Linked DNA regions of Mus musculus: region 2 is linked to region 1. A link is a loop called in an ENCODE intact Hi-C map of the cell type or tissue named here. Cell type or tissue: heart. All regions are shown on one strand.

The links. A loop is a pair of places that touch in the nucleus more often than their neighbours do. Peaks named below come from ENCODE experiments on the same cell type or tissue, not always from the same donor. Only the 100,000 strongest peaks of a DNase experiment are listed, where the experiment ranks them.
Region 2: a loop joins it to region 1, with 2.4 times the contacts of the local background. A loop is called at or near these places in 3 of 42 quality-filtered maps.

The regions. Positions count from the first base shown.
Region 1 is chr8:91,308,402-91,316,401 of GRCm38, forward strand. Rpgrip1l (Rpgrip1-like) reads right to left here and starts at 4,821. Exons shown (of 26, transcript NM_173431.2): 1 at 4,802-4,821; 2 at 1,937-2,028. The coding sequence starts at 2,021. Fto (fat mass and obesity associated) reads left to right here and starts at 5,124. Exons shown (of 9, transcript NM_011936.2): 1 at 5,124-5,219. The coding sequence starts at 5,175. In heart, a CTCF peak has its summit at 4,986; a DNase peak (open chromatin) is centred at 4,970; H3K4me3 peaks cover 2,188 bases; H3K27ac peaks cover 1,439 bases.
Region 2 is chr8:91,368,244-91,376,243 of GRCm38, forward strand. All of the region lies in intron 1 of Fto (fat mass and obesity associated), which reads left to right. Among named protein-coding and RNA genes, the nearest start is that of Fto, 59 kb to the left of the region's middle. In heart, no CTCF peak of the experiment used is centred here; a DNase peak (open chromatin) is centred at 3,938; H3K27ac peaks cover 1,808 bases.

The DNA of each region.
Region 1 (8,000 bases):
CGTCCTGCCTCTACTTTCCAAGTGCTGGGATCACAGGCATACACTATCACACTCAGATTTCTCTCCTTTTGACCTACAAATTAAGTTGTGGGTTTTTTGTTGTTGTTGTTGTTTAGAAAACTGTCTATGCCATCAAGCTTCAGTGAGGTCTTTGTGATGACTGCTTTTCATATAGCAATAGGGGTCTGAGCAACGGCTTTATTCACTGGTGTGGCCTTCATCACTTTTTCAGGAGGAAATTGGTTCAACAGATTTCTAATTCCTCTAATTCTGAGCACTGTAAAGCTCATAGTTAGAAAAGCCAGGCTGCCCGGTCTGGGAACGCAGTGAGGTAGCATACAACACTTGCCTGGCATGTGAGAGGTTCAATCTGCAAATCTGTGTGTATTTCTTACAGAGACAAAACTGGAGCAATTCAGTGAACATAATATTATTAGGGCATTTTTTTTTCTGAATGAGGGAGCTAGGATATAGAAAAATAAAATATAAAGCAAATACAAATTCCTCAGAAATAAACCCAAAACCTGTGGTTTGAAAGTTTCACAGATCATTTCTCTATAAGCTATTTAATATATTGAAAATTAACTTTTTGACCTAACATTGTGGTACATACTTTTTAAAAAAATCCCAGCAACAAGGAGACAGAGGCAGGCAAATATCTGTGAGTTCGAGCCCAGTCTGGTCTACATAGTGAGTTCCAGACCAGCAGTGCATACATACATAGTAAGACGTTGTCTCAAAAACCAAATCAAACCAAACCAAACTAAACCATACCAAACCAAACCTAACCCAACCAAACCCAACAAATTTCTAAAACTTTTACGTATATACACACATTTAATTTCAGTCAATATAAAAGACTGAGGGTAGCTACTGATGATAAGGATTGAACTTACATAATACCAAAACCCAGTTTTAAAACACTTCAAATTTATTTGTATTTGAACACCTGACACTGGTTCCATTATCTAAATCAAAGCCTAAACATCCTTCCTTTTAATAATAGGTGTGGGGGCTGGCAAGATGGCTCAGTGGTTAAGAGCGCTGACTGCTCTTCCGAAGGTCCGGAATTCAAATCCCAGCAACCACATGGTGGCTCACAACCATCCATAATGAAACCTGATGCCCTCTTCTGGAGTGTCTGAGGACAGCTACAGTGTACTTACATATAATAAATAAATTTTTAAAGAAAAAAAATTGGTGTGGTCAATTTGTTCTTATATACTTATAATTAAGCCTGGCCAGAGACATTGTTACAATTAAAAGGTGTATGTAGAGTCCTTAAGACACAATTTAACCCTGAGCCTTCTACAAGCAAGGATAGTGGTGTAAGGGTCTGACTAGCTTTGTCACAGACAGGAACTTGGTTCTTCAGTCTCTGGTGTTTGAAAGCAGTGCTTTGCTTTCTCAGTTGAAAATACTCCAGCTCTACAGGAACAACCAAATGCTAAAAGGATAAAGAAAGCCTTTAATGTATATTAATGTGGTTGAAAACTCACTATCACTTGCATAAACACGCCATTTTGAGATACTCTACTTGAAAGGCAAAATATTTAAAATATGGTATTTCCTCCCAAATAAAATGTGAACATAAAGAAGTGTTTTAATGGTGAATGTGATTTAAACCAGGCAATTCAGTTTGGGGGCCTGATACTCTATGCAGTTTCTACTGATGTGTGGAATTTTAAAAAGATGATTTATAACAACTCTTTATCAGAACAGAGGGGGATCTTGCATTTGCTATGAGCTGTTGATAATTGATGCTCGCAGTAAAATACCATATGTGTTTTAAACTCTCTCTCTTGTTTAGTCCAATCAAGAGCTATATAGTTACTCAAATGGCTGGCTTTGTATGACTATCAGAAATACTTTAAATTAAAAGTAAAGAAATTACTGATCAAAGTTCATAACTGTAATAAATAACAGGTGGCCATACCTTGTAACCCTCCAACTCCAAAGAGGTTTAGACCTGTATCTTTCACCGGCAGGTCTCCTGCTGTCTCGTCACTTGGGCCAGACATGGTCTATCTGTGGAGAAAAGAAAATTTAAACAAACTCTTCCTAAGTTATTGCATTAGCTATGCAATGGAATGAGCCAAATAAAGGGGCTAGGAAACTAGAACTTTAATGGACATGTTATTGCCCACATGTGTTGCCTGAGCAAGATGAAAGCTCCCAGTCCAGAAGGAGCACTGCACCCAATCACGAGGACTGTCTTCTGAGCAGAGGATTTACTACAGTCTTCTTAGGAAATGAGTAAGATTATCATCCTTCCTTTCCTTATTCATCTCTCTGAAGCAAAACCAAACCCTTCCGCAGTTCAGAAATACTTCGATCCCTACACTTTTCCTTAAAGAGAGCATGAATTCTCGGGGGAAAAAAAAACAAAACCAAACAAAACGACAACAAAACCAAAAATACCCCCCCAAAAACCCAAAACAAACCACAACTCAGGCCATGTACTCGAGTCAAACAGTTAGTTCTACCTTCTCATAGTTGGCCAAGTCATTAAATTTACCTAATTTTAAAAACAGAGCAAATTATACCCATCTCATAGTTATCCTAAAAGCACGTAAAGGCCTTTAGCAAATGTGCTGGGGATGTCAAGTGTCTCGAAATGCCCACTGACTACATGCTGTGCCCACCCAGGCTGCCCCTTTCAGGCTTTGTGAAGGAGGAGGCACCATTTGTTCACAGTGTGATTTTACTTTGTCTCCCTCCTTTGTTACTTCATGGCTTGTTCTAGAACTTTCAGTTTCTTTTCTCTATAGAGACATACCATAGTAACTTAGTGTTGTATGTGGACATGAATATACAGTGTATAGTAAGCAAATAAATAAGGAAAAACGTACACTCTCGATTTCCACTTTGACCTTCCTAGAAAGGTCTAGATGTGAACTGTTAGTACCCTGGTAAGGAAGAGACTTTCCAGTTCTAGAATGTTGGTTGAAGAATGTGAAGACCAAGACGTTAGAATGCTTGTCCATCTTGTTCACCTGTCTGAGAAGCTGGCACAGAGGGTGGCACACTCAGCGAGCAGCATTTATTAAACAGTCACTTGAATGGATAAAGGGATTGAATTGGATTTCAGTGTCTGAAATTTGAAGACGTGGCTACGTATATGTGCATGAAGAGTCTCTCTTAGAGAGAGGGCCTGGAACTTTGATTGGAACTCATGATGGGCTGAGAACCACTGCTAGGGGCAAATATCTGAAAGAATGTCTGCAGAAGTTGATGCTAACACATATTGTTCACTGTGCTTACAGTGTGCGTAAGCAATGGCTACTCAAATGGTTCCTGAGATACAAACAGAAGCTAAGACAAGCTAGCTCAATTGCTCAAGGTCATTAGATACAAACAGAAGCTAAGACAAGCTAGCTCAATTGCTCAAGGTCATTAATGCAGGAGTTAGTTGTTTGGTGATATTTCTGGTTATCATGACCGAGAAGAAAATTGTTACTGGTCTGATGTAGGTAGATGGCACAGTGAATTCTCCCTCTTTGCTATGATCCACTTACAACCTTCCCTGCTTTCCTCACATATGGCATGCTTTTATCTTGCTCCTAAGGCTCTTCTGTCTCCTCATACTTCAGAGCTCAGTCCAACTGACCTTTCCTTAGAGTTTCCCTTACTGTTCTGTGTTAATTTTCTTCCTGGTTTCTAACTTTTCTTTTTCAAGGGAAGCCCAGGCTGTCTAGGCTGACATGAAATTCACCAAGAACACTAAACATACTGGCCTCAAATTCTCTATTTTTTCCTTGTGTTTTTTTTTTCTTTAAAAAATGGGGGGGGGGGTCATCTCACTATATAAACTTGGCTGGAATTCAAAGATCTCCCTGCCTCTACTTCCAGAGTGTTACGATTAAAGTCGGGTGTCACCATGCCCTGAGTAGACTCTGAATTTGTCCTGAGTGTGCCACCACCCTGCTGTGGCTTATTGCTTACAGCAACAGCCTTTGTCATTATCCCAGAGTTGTATCGTAATTCATTGTCATGTCATGCATTTTTAACCTAGTATATTTTCACACCTATATCATAGTTTCTTGCTTATATCTGTCCCCTACCACTCCCCCCCCCATCTCTCTAGCTTCCTCTCACTGGTCTCCTTCCTCCCCCAAATAGTTCCTCTTCTGCTATCTGATGTCACATAGTAGACATTAACGCTATCATTTATTGAATGAATGAATGAATGAATGAATGCCAGGCACTGAGTTTAAACAAAGTCTCTGCCCTGTAATGGCTTTAACAGACTATGGGAGTAGTCAGATGAGAAACAGTAATAAAGAATAAAAGATAGGCCACTAGAAACTGATTGTGGTGGTGGGAACTTGAGGCAAGACCTATTATTGATTGAATTTGAGACGAGCATGGGCTAAAAAGGCTAGTTTAAGGCCAGCCTAGGATGCATAGGGAGACCCCCTTTTAAAAACTAATCGACAATCAGCAGCAGCAGCAACAACAACAACAGTAACAAGCCAACAACAACAACAGTAACAAGCCTCTTGGGAGGCTTAGGTTCTACCATCCAAGCCCAGTTTCTGGGAAACAGAGTGAAATGTGACTGGGACCTTTGAGTTGTAGGACTTAGGGTTGCCAATTCTTATCAGCTGCGTTTCTGGCTGGGCGGGCGGTCAGGGCGAGTCAGATGCAGGCCTGCGGATGTGGAGGTGTGTCGGGATGGACTGCTTTCCACGCAAGAATCCCAGGTCTATCCTGGGCTTCGAACAGACTCCAGGCTCAGTTGTGAGGCCGCGGAAGAGCCAGCCAACCTGCATTAGCCCCCACCTCACAGAGTACTCACCTCCGCGTTCGCCCTCAGCTAGCTACCGGTTGCTATAGCGCCCAGGGCGCGAGCCTCTGCAGGCCCAGAGGAGCACGGGAAAACAGTGAGTCCCGTTACCCACTGGGAAATGTAGTTCTCCGTAGGGTGCGGGCCGTCGGCGGGTCGCGTAGCGGACTACGCTAGCCCTGCTAGCTGACTGGAGAAATTCAGCTCCGGAGCCCAAGGAGTACTCGGGAGTCTCGCGCAGCATTCTGGGAAGGGTAGTTCTTCTAGGTATTAGAGCAAATGGCTCCAGGCGGGAGAGAGCCGTTGAGAGAACTACACACAGGAGGCGGGGTCCAGGGCGAGGGGGAACACGGCCCACGGTGGCGAAGGCGGCTTTAGTAGCAGCATGAAGCGCGTCCAGACCGCGGAGGAACGAGAGCGGGAAGCTAAGGTATGTGGGGCTCCGGGCGTCTGGGATTCTGTGTTAGTCCCGGGCTAGAGGCAGGGGACCCGCAGACCCGCTGGGATGGCTGAGTGGATGCTCGGCGTTAAGCCAAGGGGTGTCAGGGCCTTGTTTGCAAGAGACCTGCAGACGTGGTGTGAGTGTGCGCGCGCACGTCTGTGCTGTGAATTCATATTGCTCTGGATGCAGATCTGGATACAGTTAGTCTTGGTCAGAAATGAAAAGATAGACATCTATGTCCCTGTCCTGCTTCTGTCCCTATTCCTTGGTTATATTTGTAGCCACTCTCGAGCCTCAGTTTACCAGTTTACCACCTGTGTGTTTTCAGCTCGAGCGCAGCTGAGCCACAGATTTAGTATGGTGACATGTTTTTATTTGGAGCATTGCCTCAATGGCCAGATGACTTGTCTGCGTGGTCAGCACATCAGATACGCTTTACATAGCTTCTGTGGGTAGTACATTCCTGGACTCCGTCCTTGCTGTTCAGCTTTCTGACAGTGGACACTCCTTGGGATGACAGTAACAGCAACGGCGACTTATTTGCAGCATTTTTTTTTTTTTGTATCAGACACCTACATTAAATGCATAATTATTTCATATCATTGCAGCAGATGGCAAGACAGATATTACATAGGTAGAGTATAAACAGTCCGTTATGAAGATGAGCACTGGAAGCTCAATATTTTCCTTTTCCCCCATCCCCAAAGTTGGGACCTATTGATTTGTTCTAACTTATCAGCATTCAGTCCCCCTCAGTGGACACAACAGATTCTGCCCATCTTAAAAGTCTCTCTTGTCTGTAGCTCATTTGGCCAAAGGCCCTTGGCTATGCCGTTTGGTGCTTATTCTATGGTAGGTAAATACTGGCAGCGAGGATCAGTAGGAAATAAAACAGGTACAGTACTTGCTGTCGTAGAATTTTGTCTTGTAAGATTCCTAAGTCAGTTAGGAATCTAAGGGTTTTGGGTCTTGGGTGTAATGGCCTGAGTTATGTATTTTACAGACATGGACACGGAGTCTGGCAGAAGTTGGCCTTTGCTCAGGGCCTTTTGTTTCCTAGGTGGCATTAGGGATCAGGAGCTGCCCCTCTCTAATCTCCTAGCTCCATTTCTAGTCTCTTTGTGAAAGACATTGAAGTACTGGCTGATGCGAAGCACAGGTAGTTGTGTTAAGTCCTAGACAATGTCTCAGTAATCGTAAGTGATTGCTTGACTTTCTGTTCAGCTAAGTTAAGGCCCAGTGTATAGAGAGAATCTTGCAGTCATTTGTTGTGAACAATTTGATAAGTTTTGACTGTACGTATATGCAAAATGTTCCAGTTGCATAGAGGGCATGGCTCTTTTAAAAAGTTATTTCTTTACAGCCGATTTCTTTATTTTACCCCCAGGCAGTCATGCGATCAGTCATGATTGTTGAATCTATGCTTTCTAGAGTTTTTCATCTAAGCCGAAGCAGACAGCATATACCCGGATGCCGTTTTTACTGATCACAGTAATTTTTGAGACCTATACGTGTTAACGCACATGTTATCAATTGTTCCGTTTCTGTGGCTGAGTGGTAGTGCACTTTGTGTGATTCCACTTATTCATTCACTCACCTGTGGCTGGGCATTTGGATTCTTACAGGTTGGAGGCTAACAAGGAAAACAGCCATGGAAAAATCCTGTATCTTTATTTACACTGCGTAATGCGTCCATTTGCCATTTCCCAAAGTATTTCACCTCTGTGTCTAGGCAATTTGTTTGTTTGTTTGTTTGTTTGTTTGCTTGCTAGGGCCACCTTTGATGGATATTGTATGTGTGTGTGTGTCTGTCATCTGTGTACGTCTGTATGCATGTATGCAGGTGCATGTGCTGGTGTGTGTCTGTCAAGATGAAAGCTCCACACTGAGTTTCTTTTTCAGTTGCTTTTCACCTTATTTTGGGACAGGAGCTCTCCTGGAACTCAGAGCTCACTCACCGAGCTGCTCACTCACTGAGCTAGGCTTGCTTCTCAGCAAGCCCTGGAGATCTTCCTATCTTCACCTTTGCTGAGCTGGCATTTCAGGCCTGCACTGCACTTGGCTTTTTACATGGGGCTGGCGATCCACACTCAGGTCCTCTCGATTGTGGCAAGCACGTCATTAACTGGGCCATCTCTAGCCCCAGAACATTACCATATAAATAGAATCATGTATATGTGACCTTTCTGTTTGGCTGCTTTCACTCACCATACGTGTTCATCCATGCCGAGGTTCGTAGATCTTATAACACTTATCCATGCTTCCCATTACCCAGTAGATGACATTCCTATTTCTGGACACACCACTTTTTTTTATATTTGTTTGTTTATTTACTTACTATTCTTTTCTGTTGCTGTGATAGAACACCACAACTAAAAGCCAGCAGGGGAGGAAAGTGTTTATGTTATCTTCACTGTCTTGTGATAATTCATCATTGAGGAAAGCCAAGGCAAGAACTCTTGGGAGGAACTGTAGCAGAAACCCTGGAAGAACATTGCTTACTGGCTTGCCCTTTTTGATAGTGTCCAGGACCATGTGCCCAGGGTGGCACCACCCACAGTGGGCTGGGTCCTCCCATATCAATCATGGATTAATTATCCACATACCCACTGGCCAATCTGCTGGAGGCAGTTCCTTAATTTAGATCCCCAGGTAACTGTAGTTGTGTCAAGGAAATGTAATGCTATGTGAGCAATTTGACTTTTTTTTTTTTTTTGGCTGTCATAAAAAATGATACCCTAAACAGTTGCAGCCTAGTTTCTGTATGGA
Region 2 (8,000 bases), 60 kb after region 1:
CAGATTCAAACGTTCATGCAAGTCGAAGGGGGATTACCCGGGGAGACTAAGATCTGCTGGAGCTGGAGCCAATGAGAGATGGCCCCGATGGAGATTGAATGTAATCGTAGTGCATTGTATACAGGCATGAGCATCTTAGACGCTATACTTACACAGTTACTACATGGTAGTCGGAAGGGGGGAAATAACTTTCTCGGTGGGTCCTTGCTACAGATGTATTCAGTGACTGGTGATGACTGATTCCTTTTGCATTAATGGTCATTGGAAGAAGAAAGAAAGCCATTACTCCTAGGGAAGTGGTTCTGTAACCTGAACATTTTAGGTTTTTTTCCTCCCATTTAAAACTATACCAAACCATTCTAGTTTTTTTTTACATGTAAATTTTATTGCTATACATAAAATATGGTTTAAAAGAGAACAAAATTATTTCAACCCTTTAAAACAAATGATAATAATTCTTAAATAAGTGAAAGAAAGTGTTGTCTTCATACAGGAACAAGATGCTATTAAAGGAAAACATTCACATTGATAATGTTAGTTGTGATAATATATTTTACTTTTTAGGAAACATCTGTCTATATATATTATACACACACAGGCGCGTGCACACATACACACACAAACTGCAGTCAAAATATGACATCTAGGGATTTCTCTGAAAAAATACAGAAACAATGGTAGAACAGAAGAAAGAAGAGTATTAAATGATAATTGTTATGGATGTTGTGTGATGTTTACCTAGGAGTTAGTATATAATTCTCTGCTTTTATGTTTCTGAAATTTCTCATTAGGAAATTTTAAAGAGGAGAATGTTACCTTAGAACAGGAATGATTTCTGAAAAGTTAAAAATACAGTAGCAAAAGTAAACGTTTTTCATAAAACTATTAGAAAATACAAAAGTTGTCTCTCCTGAGAGTGTATGTGTGAGAGAAGACATAGGAAGCCAGAAGATCCATCCACAGGGTCCAGTATTGACGAGTTAGCTAAACATCAGCAGGCAGGAAGCTAACAAGAAATGATGGAAGATAGCGCCTTTGTCCAAGAGGCCTGCTCAGTGCCTTGCAGGATGCATGGAGGTGACCTGCTGAAGTACCCAGTGCTTGGATTTCTGAGCCCTGAGCTACCCGGGAGCGGGGAGGGGGCAGACCTAAGGGTTGGGTGCTGCTCTTACTTCTGCCCTGAAGTGAGCTGGGTATTGTAGTATCCCAGCTAGCCTCAGGCCGCCCCCTCCAGACAGTACAGCTCATGTTCTGCTTGGTCAAAGATTTGGCCTTGGTTTAGGCTTAGGACAGAAAGGATAACCCAGCTTTGCTTGTTTCTGCCCAGCCTCCCTGTTTTCAGCCCCACTTTAAGATACATCTGCCTTTAGAAGTCTCTGGTTCCTGTAAATTCTGAGGCTTTCAGGAGAAGGCGGCAAGGAGTGGGGGGTGCTTCACTCCAGGTAGTGGAGGGGCTTTGCGTGCCTTTGCTGTTGTACTGATTACCTTCCTCTGCTTCTCTCTCAGCATGCTCGGACTCTCAGCTCTAGGCTGCTGTTATCTGTCTTACATTCTTTTTTTGTCTCTGACTTTTTTTGTTATTTTGTTTAAATCTCCGTCTTTCCTTCCTCTTCCTCTTCCTCTTCCTCTTCCTCTTCCTCTTCCTCTTCCTCTTCCTCTTCTCTTCTCTTCTCTTCTTTTCTTTCTTGACAGTATCTCCCTATGTAGCCCTAACTGGCCTAGAAGACACTATGTGGACCAGGTTGGCCTTGAACTCACAAAGGTCTGCTTGCCTCTGTTGTTTTAACTTCTTTACAAGAATATCATTTGAGGAAGGCGTCAGGTACATGTTTTGACACCATCATATTTAAGTAGAAGTTAATTTGTTGTGTTAATCATTAATTTGTTTATTAGTTTCTGATTCCAGGGTCTATTTGAGAGAAATAAGAAATCAATTTAATACATAAGTCATTTCTCCCTTCTTAAAAATCTCCTTGCCTACTCCTGCTCAGATTGGTTCAGTTCTGTCTTCTTGACATGTCCTGGCTTTGGATGTTAATTTAGCAGTGGTTTCTATACTATATTTGGCCCTTTAAGCCTTGTCATCCAACTGCATCTTGTAGCCTTGTGACTACCAAGTGATGCTTTTAGTCCGCTCTTGTGTTCTCAGTAGATCTGAGTTCAGTGGATACTTGATGATGTAAATATACCACCCAGTATTTTATTCTTTGTTTTCAAGTGTGCTTCATGTGCTTCTGCACAGTGTCTTCCTGGCCTATTGCTTAGAACATAGCAGGGAAGAGTAAGGATAATAAGTAGATTTTGGAGATAGTATTTCTAAGTTTAAAATGTCATTAGTCTTCAGTTTCAGACTATTTTGAGATTGAGATTGTAAATGTGTCTATGGCGTTTACAAAAAGTAGCAATGGGAACTTGACTTCTTATTCTGAGGGAAGACCTGGGCCTGGCATTGTGACCTCACCTTCCTTCATGGCCTGTTTCACAGAGGGCTTGCTTAATGACTTCCCTGTAACTGTTTAAGCTCTTGTCTCTCAGCTCAGTAGAGCTTCAGTTGTTCAGAGTGCGCTCTCTCGTATTAGTAACAATGCTGTCATTATCTCTAAAGTCACCATTTTTATTAGAGAAAGCCTTTAATAGTGTCACACATTCTACAGTCTTGCATTTCTGTGTGTGCTCACCGACCCCAGCGCAGTGTTTAATGAATTATTGAACTTTGAAGAACCTTTGAGGAACAAGGGCTTTATGTGACTGAGCAGCAGACATGAGAACGCGCTATCCTCCAGAGCACTGGACAGACGGAATGGAGGCGGATCAGACAGTGTAAGCACTGAGTGAATGATGGCGATACCATGAAATATTTACACCCCTGGAGCATGCGAGGGGGCGGGGGGAGGATGGGCTTTATCGTTTTAGGCTGAACCTGACACCGTATAACTCACAAGCCTGTGATCTTAAAAACAAAACAGAAAGGAAGTAGGAAAAAAGATGGAGAGGAAGCAGGAAAGGGAGGGAGGGCGGAATGAAAGAAGGAAGGACAGAATCTTTGCCTGGTGGCATTTCGTTGTTTGCTGTAGCTTATCACAAAAGAGGAGTGCCTTCTGGAGACAGTGACCTCCCTAAGAGCTGAGTTCTCACTGGTCCCGAGAAAAGGGCCTATAGCATCAGAATGATTGCTCTTGGTGGTACAAGTTTCAAAGTTTTAACTTAATATGTCATTAATGCACCTTAAAAGTTGTCACCTTATCTGTGAAAACAGAGGGCCGATTAGCAGAGAAGTGATCAGTATTGTTTTCAAGCAGAGTATGAAATGAATTTATTTCTTCACAGAATGCTATTTGAAATGGGTTTGTGATGAATATCCTTAATAATGTTTAGTGAGAAAATAGAGCAATAAAGAAAAATATCTGGAACAATTGGAAGGTCTAGAAGATATTTATCAGATGATTTCTGATGTGTTCCAGTATAGAGAAGAACTATGACAGCTGGGCATTGGGGGCTCGGGGTGGGGGTGGGGGAACATCTATGACCCCAGCACTCAGGTGGAGGAAGATGTTCAAGGCCAGCCTGGATTACAAACCAAGATCCTGTCTACCCCTTAAATAAAAGGACTAAAATAAGCATGCTAGCCCAATTACTTTTGGCCTTTTGCCCAATATTTTGAATGCAATTTTTTTCTTGTAGTCACAGACCTTTTAAGATGTCATGATGTCATGTGACTTATTAAAAATAATTATTGTAGGTGAGTAAAGATTGACAAGAGAAAAATTTGCTTCATTAAATTTTAATTTTACTCTTGATTTATTTAGAAAGCTCCCAGATGAGAGGGTATTTTAACATAGTGATTCTATTTTTGTTTCTTGGGTCTTGTATTTTTAAGGGAGTTCCGATTGGCTGCAGCCATTGGCTTCTGAGGATCATTTGGCTCTGGGCCCCACTGTGAGCACCCGGGAGTCTGACATGTGTTATGCTGAGCTACGTTATTTGTCCTTTGATAACACTGACCAAGTTGACAAGCTCCTGACATTTGTCCGGGTGAGGTAGAAATACTAGGAAGGAAAATTTAGTACTGCTCTCCTGTACAACTCAACTATTTTACCTGTGTGTATGATAGGAAAGGGAAATTTTACAGGGATTTTTGTATTTGTTCTGTAGCAATCCAGTTCACACAGAGGTTGCCATGTAGGGGCCCAGTCAGGAGAAAGTGGTGAAGCACTGTCTGGAACAGGAGACATCCAATTTAATCAGCAAGAGCAAGATTTTCTTTGTGTGTTCATTATTTTTGTTGCTAAGATGATTCCTTAGAGAGAGTCGGGACTTTAGAGTGTGAATGATGTCAGTTTCATCTCTGCTGCTTCCTTGTTTGATTTCTGCAAAGTCTTGGACCTAATATGCCAGTTTCTTACCTAGAAATGGGGCTTATTTGAATTTACCCCTGAGGCTCGATCAAACTTCAGAGTACTGACCATCATGCCCAGCTTCTGAGGAGAGGCTAACTCCTTACCCAGCTGTGTACCTGGCAGGTGGGTGGGCACAACGCCTTACCCAGAACACACGAGTGAGTGGACATTGGCCCCTCACCCAGCTCCTGGGTGGATCCTGTGCCTTTCCTGTTCATTTTCCTTTGCCTTGGAGCCAAACAGGCTTTAGCTAGGAGGTGAGCCTGCTCTTGATTGGTAGAGGGGATGAATTCAGAAAGGCACAGAGTACTGTGGGCAGTCTTGTGAGGAGCTGAGGAAGGCTGTGTGTGTGTGTGTGTGTGTGTGTGTGTGTGTGTGTGTGTGAGAGAGAGAGAGAGAGAGATGGAGAGTGTGCAGGCAAGACGGGCCAAATCCACTCATTGGAGGCAGATTTGGTGATGGTGTCTGGAGACCCCATCTGAACCTCTGCTGTCAACACCGGCTTCATAGCATTGAAATCCAGGTCGAAGGAGCTGGGACTTGTTTTCTTCTTGACCTCTTATTGAAAATATTACTCTTTTGGAATGTTAAAAAGATTAAACCAATTTAGAAAAAAACCAAAGGTCTTTCTGTGCTCAGCTTCTCTCTCTGACTGAAGCGCTTTGCCAGTATGTTCAGCGTGACGGATATCAATACCAGATTTCCATGGTTACCCATGTTTTCCTTACAAGGAATCTAGCAGAGTATGTGCTAGTAGGTGCTCACTCTGTTCTTGGTGGTTTCTGTGGTAACAACACAGACCAGAACTGTTCCCCTCTAGGCTAACATTCTGTTAGAGGCAAGCCAGGAAGCAGGTAAAGAAGTGATGAGGAAGATGGCAGGAGGGGCTTTAGTTAGAGTGATCCGAAATAGCATCTTATATGGAGCCCCAAATACGACAACACGGGCTGAGGATGCTTGGATTTTTCATGTCCTGATAAGTCTTTTCATATAGGCGATGAAGGTGCTCTGTGGCCAGAATTTAAGGTCTTAGAAGCACCTTTAGTCTTGGGTAAATATTTAGATTCTATTACAACTCAATGGAGACCACAGTCAGGGTTAAGGTGAAGAATAACTGCTGATTTGTTATTTTATAAATATATCTGAGGGTGAGAATAGAATTAGGGAGGAAGTCTTGCCAAGGGTGCATTGATGTCTGGGACAGGAGGTGATTACAGAGGCCCATAGAAGGGGAGAGACTTAGGATCTAATCCTGAGGCAAAGTTGATGGGATTTCTTGTGAGACTGGATGAAGATGATTCAGAGACGAGAGGGACCAGAATGGCATCAGGGACTAGGTTGTGTCTGTTGATGGCAATCAGAAGACTGAGGAAGAACAGTCCTTTGGTCTTCAGGTCCCCATGTGGCATCCAAGGGGCTGCTGGGAGGCAGGAATCTGAGAGCAGGAGGTCCAGTGTGCAGTTGCTGGATGGAAGCTTTGGGGCATCTTTCTTTAGCTTTCCTGAGCTAGTGTGTGTACCCTCAACTCTCCCTGTCTGTGGCCCTGCTGCCAGGCTGCCTCCGAGCCCAGCAAACTCATTCCTCCCAGGCAAAAGCAAAAGGTGACATACACCAGGAGCCAGATTGTCCACAGCAGACTTGTAAGCAACAAGATAATCTCATTGTTCCTCCTGCTACTTAAAATAAAGGTAATATTGATTTTACGGTAGCAGTTCGAGTCCTAAGGCATCGTATTGATTAAGCGTCTAGTGAGAATTTGTAGGGCAGCCTTCTGAGCTGCAGCCACAGGGCATCTCCCCACTGGGCCAGGCCTCTGTGCTGACCCTACTATTAGAAGTGTTTAGGCTCTGGTCAGAACATTTATTTTACCTGATGGATGGCTTAATCCAGCCCGTCACCTTAATCTGACCTTAAAGATGGCAGTCCAACTCTTTTGTTCTGAGCGAATGTGGAGACTGATTTTGGCAATGTTGAGAGCTGTGTTATCAGCAGTTTCACATTGACCCTTCCTCTGGTCAGCCTTCTTTAAACTTTGTAATCTGCCTTAGGACCCAGGCTTTTCTTTTTTTTCTTTTTTCTTTCTTTCTTTCTTTCTTTTTTTTTTTTTTTTTTTGTAGCAGCTTCTTTTGGTGATTGTCTTTTTTAAAAAGGGAAAGTACGTCTTTTTTTTTAAAACACTGCCATTAAGTCCATGGGACTCTTCAATTTTCACTTTCTATCAAGGGGAGTAATTTATTTGTGGTTTTTGTGACATGACGTATTGAACATGGAAGTCAGGCTTCATAACAGTTACAGACCTTGTTCTGAGGATAGCTGGGATAATTCAGTACCAATTGATGTAAATTGTTCATTCTTCTGAGTATAGAAAGAGTCCCCAGAAATTATCTAAAAATAGTAGTTTTATGTTTTTAAAAAAAATAAAGTTTTGCCTGTCTACTGCTGTAAGTTCTTCTGTTTCCTCCCGTGTCTGTGGTTTGTGCTGGGTTGGAGTGGGGAATCTCAGGAATTACTGCAGGCCAAGGGGGCTGACACAGTAAATGCTCAACTGAGCTTTGGTGATGCTCACTGCTGCGCGGTGATGTTGGCGACAGCTGCCTTTATATCATCCCCAGTATCCAGCTCGGGGCCAGGCACACAGGCTGCCCCTGCCTAGACAGAAGCTCAGTGAAGAATGGATGCCGCCAGCCAGCATGCGGGATTCCCTTCCACCCTGTAACACCAGAGCTCATTTCATGTCTTTTCTGAAATGCTCTGGGTATTTGACATTCTTTCGTCCTTCTTTCATATGGTTACCCTCAGAAGGAGCCACATGAATTTGCCTTTTTGCGCACGTGCCCGTGTTCTTTGTTTGGTGCCAGACAGGACACAAGTTTTGAACCTTTCGTAGTTAAAAGCTAATCAACCCAGCGTTCCTAGGCCAGCGCCTAGCACTGCAGCAGTGCTCAGGGCTCTTTTGGAGGGAGGAGGTACGATGGTTATTTCTTAGCCTAGCCAGTTGGTGCCTGGTCGGAGTGATGAATGGTGCAGTGTGGGAAAACTAGCCTCCGCTGGGCTCCTCAGCAGTCATTTAGGGGTGGTTCTAGAGTTGTCTGAAACGGACTACACTCGGGGCTGCTGCTTGTGGTCTCGGGTATCTTGTCCATGTCAAAGCTTGCCTTGTTTCTTTACTTGGAATCTGAAAAATGCTCAGGCTCAGACTCCTTCTCAAGTTGCATTTGGTCTCATCACCCTTGGCTTCCAGGGGCCTGAGACAATGGGACTGTTTATTGTCCTTGTCTTTTTTTACTCTTTTGGAGTTCAACTAATTTAACCCACAATAAAGTTAATCCTCACTTCTTTGGGACAGTCAAGACTAACATATTAGCTGTTTTCAGGACCATTTTCATGAAAGCAAGTGTGTTGTTCCACTGGCTCTCGGGGCTGACATATGCAGTTGATGGCTGTTTAGAAGTCAGGTTTCAGAGCAAACCACAACTGCCCTGGGTTACTGAAGTTCTCTTTAATGTTGGCTGTGAGCATGTGTGTGTCAAACATGAGGGAGTGGGATTACCTTACTATGTGTATGTTAGAGGGAGCAAGGGAGGGAGGGAGCAAAAGAAGGAG